2 separate regions of the Homo sapiens genome follow, and region 1 is linked to region 2. Evidence: read pairs that join two places in POLR2A ChIA-PET (ENCODE). Cell type or tissue: OCI-LY7. All regions are shown on one strand. Each heading gives the region's core, and the rest is flanking DNA. Links, peaks and the distances in the headings are about the cores only. Region 1 overlaps SPSB1 (splA/ryanodine receptor domain and SOCS box containing 1). Region 2 has its middle 12 kb from the start of SPSB1.

Evidence for each region. Peaks named below come from ENCODE experiments on the same cell type or tissue, not always from the same donor. Only the 100,000 strongest peaks of a DNase experiment are listed, where the experiment ranks them.
Region 1: POLR2A ChIA-PET joins it to region 2 with 6 read pairs; 2 of 35 experiments call an interaction of 5 or more read pairs at or near these places.

The regions. Positions count from the first base shown.
Region 1 is chr1:9,345,706-9,348,610 of GRCh38, reverse strand. All of the region lies in intron 1 of SPSB1 (splA/ryanodine receptor domain and SOCS box containing 1), which reads right to left. Among named protein-coding and RNA genes, the nearest start is that of SPSB1, 54 kb to the right of the region's middle. In OCI-LY7, for the core only: no CTCF peak of the experiment used is centred there; a DNase peak (open chromatin) is centred at 1,810; H3K4me3 peaks cover 987 bases.
Region 2 is chr1:9,279,553-9,282,457 of GRCh38, reverse strand. No RefSeq gene overlaps it. Among named protein-coding and RNA genes, the nearest start is that of SPSB1, 12 kb to the left of the region's middle. In OCI-LY7, for the core only: no CTCF peak of the experiment used is centred there; no DNase peak of the experiment used is centred there.

The sequences.
Region 1 (2,905 bases), core at 263-2,762, 66 kb before region 2:
TCCAGGTGGGGGCAGCCAGGTCTGCAGATACAGAGGGAAGGAAGCCTGGAAATGAATGCTGATCCCAGGGGATGGGGAGGAGTCAAAAGCATCCCCAAAGTGCACTGTTTGGGAGTCCTAGACCCGGGACAGGTGAAGGGCACCTGTCTTCAGCCTTTAATGATCTAGGGCAGCCATTCTCTCTGAAGGCTGAGGGAGCCTGGAGGGGCAGGAGAGGCAAGGCAGGTCCCTGTGGTCAGAGAGCGCCTTCTGGATACAGCCACGGTTTGCTTTCATTATGCAAGGCACAGAGGAATGTGATGCTAGACACAGCACTACCGCCGAGACAGGAGCGAGACAGTGCTGTGGGATGCCCAGGGTTAAAAAAAGTTGCCGCGGTGGCTCACGCCTGTAATCCCAGCACTTTGAGAGGCCGAGGTGGGCAGATCACCTGAGGTCAGGAGTTTGAGACCAGTCTGGCCAACATAGTGAAACCCCATCTCTACTAAAAATACAAAAATAAGCTGGGCGTGGTGGTGAGCACCTGTAATCCCAGCTACTCGGGAGGCTGAGGCAGGAGAATCACTTGAACCCAGGAGGCGGAGGTTGCAGTGAGCCGAGATCGCACCACTGCACTCGAACCTGGGCGTCAGAGCGAGATTCTGTTTAAAAAAAAAAAAAAAAAAAAGTTGCAGGGAAACTGCAAAGAAGGTGGGGAAAGGACACTCCTACACACTGTGGGTGTGTGTTGAAGGGGGACAGACCCTGAACTGGGGCAGCCTTCTAGGTGTGCAGGTACAACGAGGCAGTCCCTGTCCATGTGCAAAACGCCCAGCAATCACCCAGCAACAGCCCTTCCAGGGCTCTTGTCTACCAAACCCTATAGGCCTCCACAGGGACATGAGGATGAAGATGCTGGGGACAGCATGAGTCCCACCTCATCTACACCACGGAGCTCCATGCAGCCCCTCCAAAGTGGTGACGTAACAGAAAATGTAACACGATGCTGTCGCATTTGTAAAGCAAATCACAGAACAATATGCAGATCATGATGCCGTTTCTGAAAGAACAGAATTTAAAAAGATTCTCTCTGCGCCTATTTATGTTTGTAGGTACAGAGAAAGGTCTAGAAGGATAAACATCAAACCTTTCACAATGGTTAATGATTGTGGGTGGGAGGGAAAAAACGCTTTTTGAATTGAATTTTTTAAAATGCATGTATTCCTTTTCAAACTAAAATGATTTTTAAGCACACAAAAGAGAATCAAAGGCTGAGAAACAATGATTTCACACACTATGTTTGCAAGAACAAGTTATTCCCAAAGCAATTCCTACAGGTTCTGCACCTGTGTTGCTTTTATAAAGCAAGCACAGCGTAATGTGTAAGCACTATTGTCCTGAATGCTTTATCCATGAAGGTACGTGTTAAGGATCCATAACTGGTAGAAGGGCGTTTAAAACGCTTTTTTTTCTTTTAAAGAGACAGGGTCTCACTATGTTGCCCAGGCTGCTCTCTTAACTACGAGGCTCAAGCAATTCTCCTGTCTTGGCCACCCAAAGTGCTCGGATAACAGGTGTGAGCCACCATGCCCAGCCTGGCAGAAGGGTATTTAAATAAAGGATGAGAATCCTGGGGAAGCTTTGGGGCCATCCCGAAGAGGGACATTATTTCTACAGTGATCTATCCCAAGACTTCCGATTATACTGTTTCAAAATTACAGATTTTAATTAGCCCCGTAAAAATGGGGCGGCTGTCTCTCTCTACTGACCCAGAACACAAGAAGAGAACAGCTGGTCCGTCCCCATACCCAGCCAGGTGGCAGCTGCACAGCAGCTCTGCATGTGGCAAAGGCCAGGTGAGGTGGCCCCATCAGAAACACCGGTGGCTGTTCCACCCCTGATAGACCAACGCCAGGGAAGAGGAGGAGGTGAGGAGGAATGAGGCACTGAGAGCAGACCCTGGGGGAGGCTGAGACAGGCCAGACTGCACAGCACCTGCCGGCAACCCCCCGATGGTGTTTCAATTAAAGCCACAACCCTGCAGACCCCACCTTCCCCCAAAATGCTTTCAGATCAATTGTTCCCGAGCCTTGCTTCCTCTAAAAATTACCTGTTTGTGGTGGTGTTTTAGGAAGAGGTCTGTTGAAGGAACGGCTACACCCTCTTTTGGGGATGTAGCCAAAGCGACTGGGGACAGACAGACAGAAAGGGCAGGTAAAGGATGCACAGAGGTGGGTCTGTCACCAGCGAGTGGCAGACACTCACCCACCTCCTTACACCCAGTTCCTCCACAGTGTGTCCGACTGACCCCAGAACAGTAAAACCATTGTTTTGCCCCAAGATGGGGAAAGAATGAAATTCAGGATGTGGAACAAGGTGACCTATTTATAAAGCCTCCTTTCACCTGAAGATCACGTAAGTTCCCTCCCTCTGCCGCCCCGTCTCACACATCAGTGGTGGCAGCCCAGGATTTTGCAAGAGAAACATGCCCCGAGCAATCTGCTATTTTATCAGAATCAATCTCTGCAGCCTGGCTCAGCCGCTGCCTGGGCTCTGCCCGCTCACTGGGGTTCTGTGCTCCCTCCAGCATCCTGAGCATGAGTGGCAGGGACACTCTTGGTGGTGGAAGGGCTCGGGGCATGCTCCGTGCTGGCTGGGCCATGGAGCCCCTGGCAAAGGGGCCACCACCAGCAGGGCTTGTGACACGTGGTTACCACCCTCCACCCCTCACCCTGCCAACTGCCAACTTGAGGAGGGACCCCTCAAGGAGGGATATAAAAATAAGTCTGTGCCCCTAGAATCAACAAAAAAGAACAGGATCCTTCTGGAAAGTTCTGACAAGTGATTTTGGAGAGAAAATCCCACACGGTCCAGAGCTCTAGTCCCTGACCTCAAAAGACCCAAAATGCACCTGCTGTAAACACCT
Region 2 (2,905 bases), core at 270-2,769:
GAAAAGGAGGGAGCAGGGGCCTCTGTCTCTCCCTGGGCTGGTTCAAGACAGATGCTGACATCTGGTTTTAAGTGAGGGGTCTGTTATTTTCCGCAATCAACTGGTGGGTTTGCCCGGAGCTCTAGAGGAACTTTCAGGAAATTGGTGGCAATTTGAACCCTGGGCTCCTTCTGGCCTCTGGATTTCATTCCGATACCAGACCACCCAGGCAGCTGGCACCTCCCAAGAGTGGGCTGAGCTCTGTCTGGAAGCCGCATCAGGCCATCAGCCTGTGCTCCTCAGGTCCCAGGCTGAGGACTGCAGGAAGGTGCACGGTGTTCTGCAGCTCGGCCGGGTCCCATCTGGCTCCTGGGCCGGCTGGGGAGGGTGCAGAGCTGCAGCAAAGACCAAGAGAGAAGCTCTGCCTCCTCTCAGAGGGCCCCGGGGCTCGAGCTGGGAGGTGGAGTGTGCAGTTGTGGCAGGACCTGGACATGCAGGCAATGCCAGTGCAGAGGAGGCGTGCTGAGCAGGTCCCAGCTCGGGGCTGGACTGCTGCTAATCTGCCTCCACAGCCTTGATTCCTACATTGACAGAGCCCTAAGCTTTCACGGGCCTTCCAGGTTATCAAGTAGCAGGAGATCCTCTCAGCTCCTGGGAATGTCATGGGTGTCACATCCCATCAGAGCCACCAGAACCTGAGAGAGCAGAGCTCCAAGTCCCTCCGCTTGTGGGTGAGGAGACCGAGGCTCAGGGAGGGGAAGCAGCTGGCCCCATGCCACACAGCAGCGCTTTCCTCATCTTTCTGCTCCCAGCCGAAACGTCTTTTCCATCAGGATGGAATCACGTTCTGCACTGATCCCCAGGGTGGACAGATGCTCCTGCCAGGCAGTCCCACGGCACCCTCCGCATGGCCCAGCTTGGCCCTGCCCCTTGGGGCTGCCATCCCTTGGGCCCTTGTCTGTGTCCCCGCCAGGCCAGGAGCCCTGGGCAGTGTCTTCCTTTGTGCTACCACCCCGTGTATCCCAGCACCAGGCACAGTGCCTATTACACAATAGGTGCTCAATAAATACTTGTGGTGGGATGTGAAATCAGTCTGTGGCACTTGCTGAACTTCTAATTCAAGGCCCCCACATGATGGAGATCTTTCCTGACTCCCTAACCTCCTTCCCCCAACACGGAACCGCAGTCTCTGCCCAGAGCCCTGTGGCTCCGACCCAAGTGCTCTCGCTACATCTGCCACCCCTGAGAACGCTCCTTGCCTGTCATTTCCTGAGTGCAGGGCCATGTCTTGGTCATCCTTGCAGAAGACAAAGCCCTGGTATGTGAGAGCCTGCGGTGGGCAGATGAACAGGTGCACATGCAGACACACGGCCCTGCCCCCACCAAGTGGTGCTGCGGGTCTCTCGCTCGGACCCCGGGAGCTCATCGTGGGCCCTATGATAAAGTCCTCTCTGTGCGCCTCTTTTCTGGAAAGCAGGGTTTATTATTCAGTTCACAGAGGAGGAACAAGCTCACAGTGGTGAAACTGCCCTGTGCCACTCTCTCAGCAGCAGGGGTGGGATTTGAACTCAGACCTTTCTGACTCCAGAGTCCAGCTCTTAGCCTCACAGGGTGCTGTCTCCTCCCAGGTGTCCTGGAAAGGCCAAGGACAACAGGGCTGCCTCCATGTGCTTGCTCTTTCCTGCCTACAGAGGGTAGAAAATGTGCCACAGGGAAAGCCCAGCACCCATGTGTGTTTGGACAGGACTGGGGCTCAAAGGAAACCGCTCCATCTGCGAGTTGGATGGAGCAGGGGTGTGGACAGAGCGCGGGGCAGAGTGAGCACGACAGAGGCAACCCCTGAGCACGGGGACCCTGCAGCCGCTGCTGCTGATAAAAAACACATGAGGAGGAAACGCCCACAGGCAGCAGCGCTCAGTCCAGCTGAGCCCTGACAACCGCGGCTGATTCAGTCGTTGACTCAGTCGACAAGCACTTACCCAGAGGGAGGCCATGGGATGAGTCGTGGGTCCTTGCCCGCTGCCAGCGGCGGGGCGGGGAGTGGGGGCGGGGCGGGGAGTGGGGGCGGGGCGGGGAGTGGGGGCGGGGCGGGGAGTGGGGTCGGGGCGGGGAGGGGAGCACGGATCAATCACAGTCTGGAATGGAAAGGGAGGGCCTTGACTGCCATGTGCATGGCTGCCTACCCCACGACTGCCATTTGCTGAATGAATGAATGAATGAAAGGTTGACTCCAGGAGGAGCCGGCGCCCATCGCCCAGCCCTGCCTCACTGACCATCCCCGTGAAGCCAGGCCTGACTGGACCCCTCCCGAGGGAGACACCCTCTGATGATTGCCCAGTGCCCAGGACGCGACTCTCAAACTTTTCCCCAAAAGCACCCTCACCCACCTCAAGTGTGAATAGCTTGTGTTTTCTATTTGAAAGGGATGGAATTTTGCATTCTGCTCCAGAACGTTTCAGAGTAAAAATAATATTTCCCTTCAATTCTTGGGGTACAGTTTTTGTTCTGGGGAGATGGTGCCCCACTGGCCCTGTGGCTCCAAGTCTCAGGACTTCTTGGCTTGGTCAACTTCTTGGCTGACCTTCAAGGCCTTAGGGTCTGGCCTTGGGGAGTCAGGCCTCCAACAAGCCTTCATGCTAGCTTTCTCTCTCGCTCGCTTTGTCTCTCTCTCTCTCTCTCTCGCTCTCTCTCTCTCGCCCTCTCTCTCCAGGGTTCAACACAGCCCTCGGTGGGGAGGCTGCCGCTGGGACCCCGGCCCACAGTTGGCCTCTGCATGACCTCAGGCCCAACCCCTGGCACTTTCCGCCTCCTGTGAGCAACCTTTCGGCGTCTGCAGAGCTCGTGGCGTAAGAGCGGGCCAGGAATGTCACTTGCTTCCTCTTCCCTGGAGCGTCTACACTGCATTTTAGGACTTGGTGAAAATCCA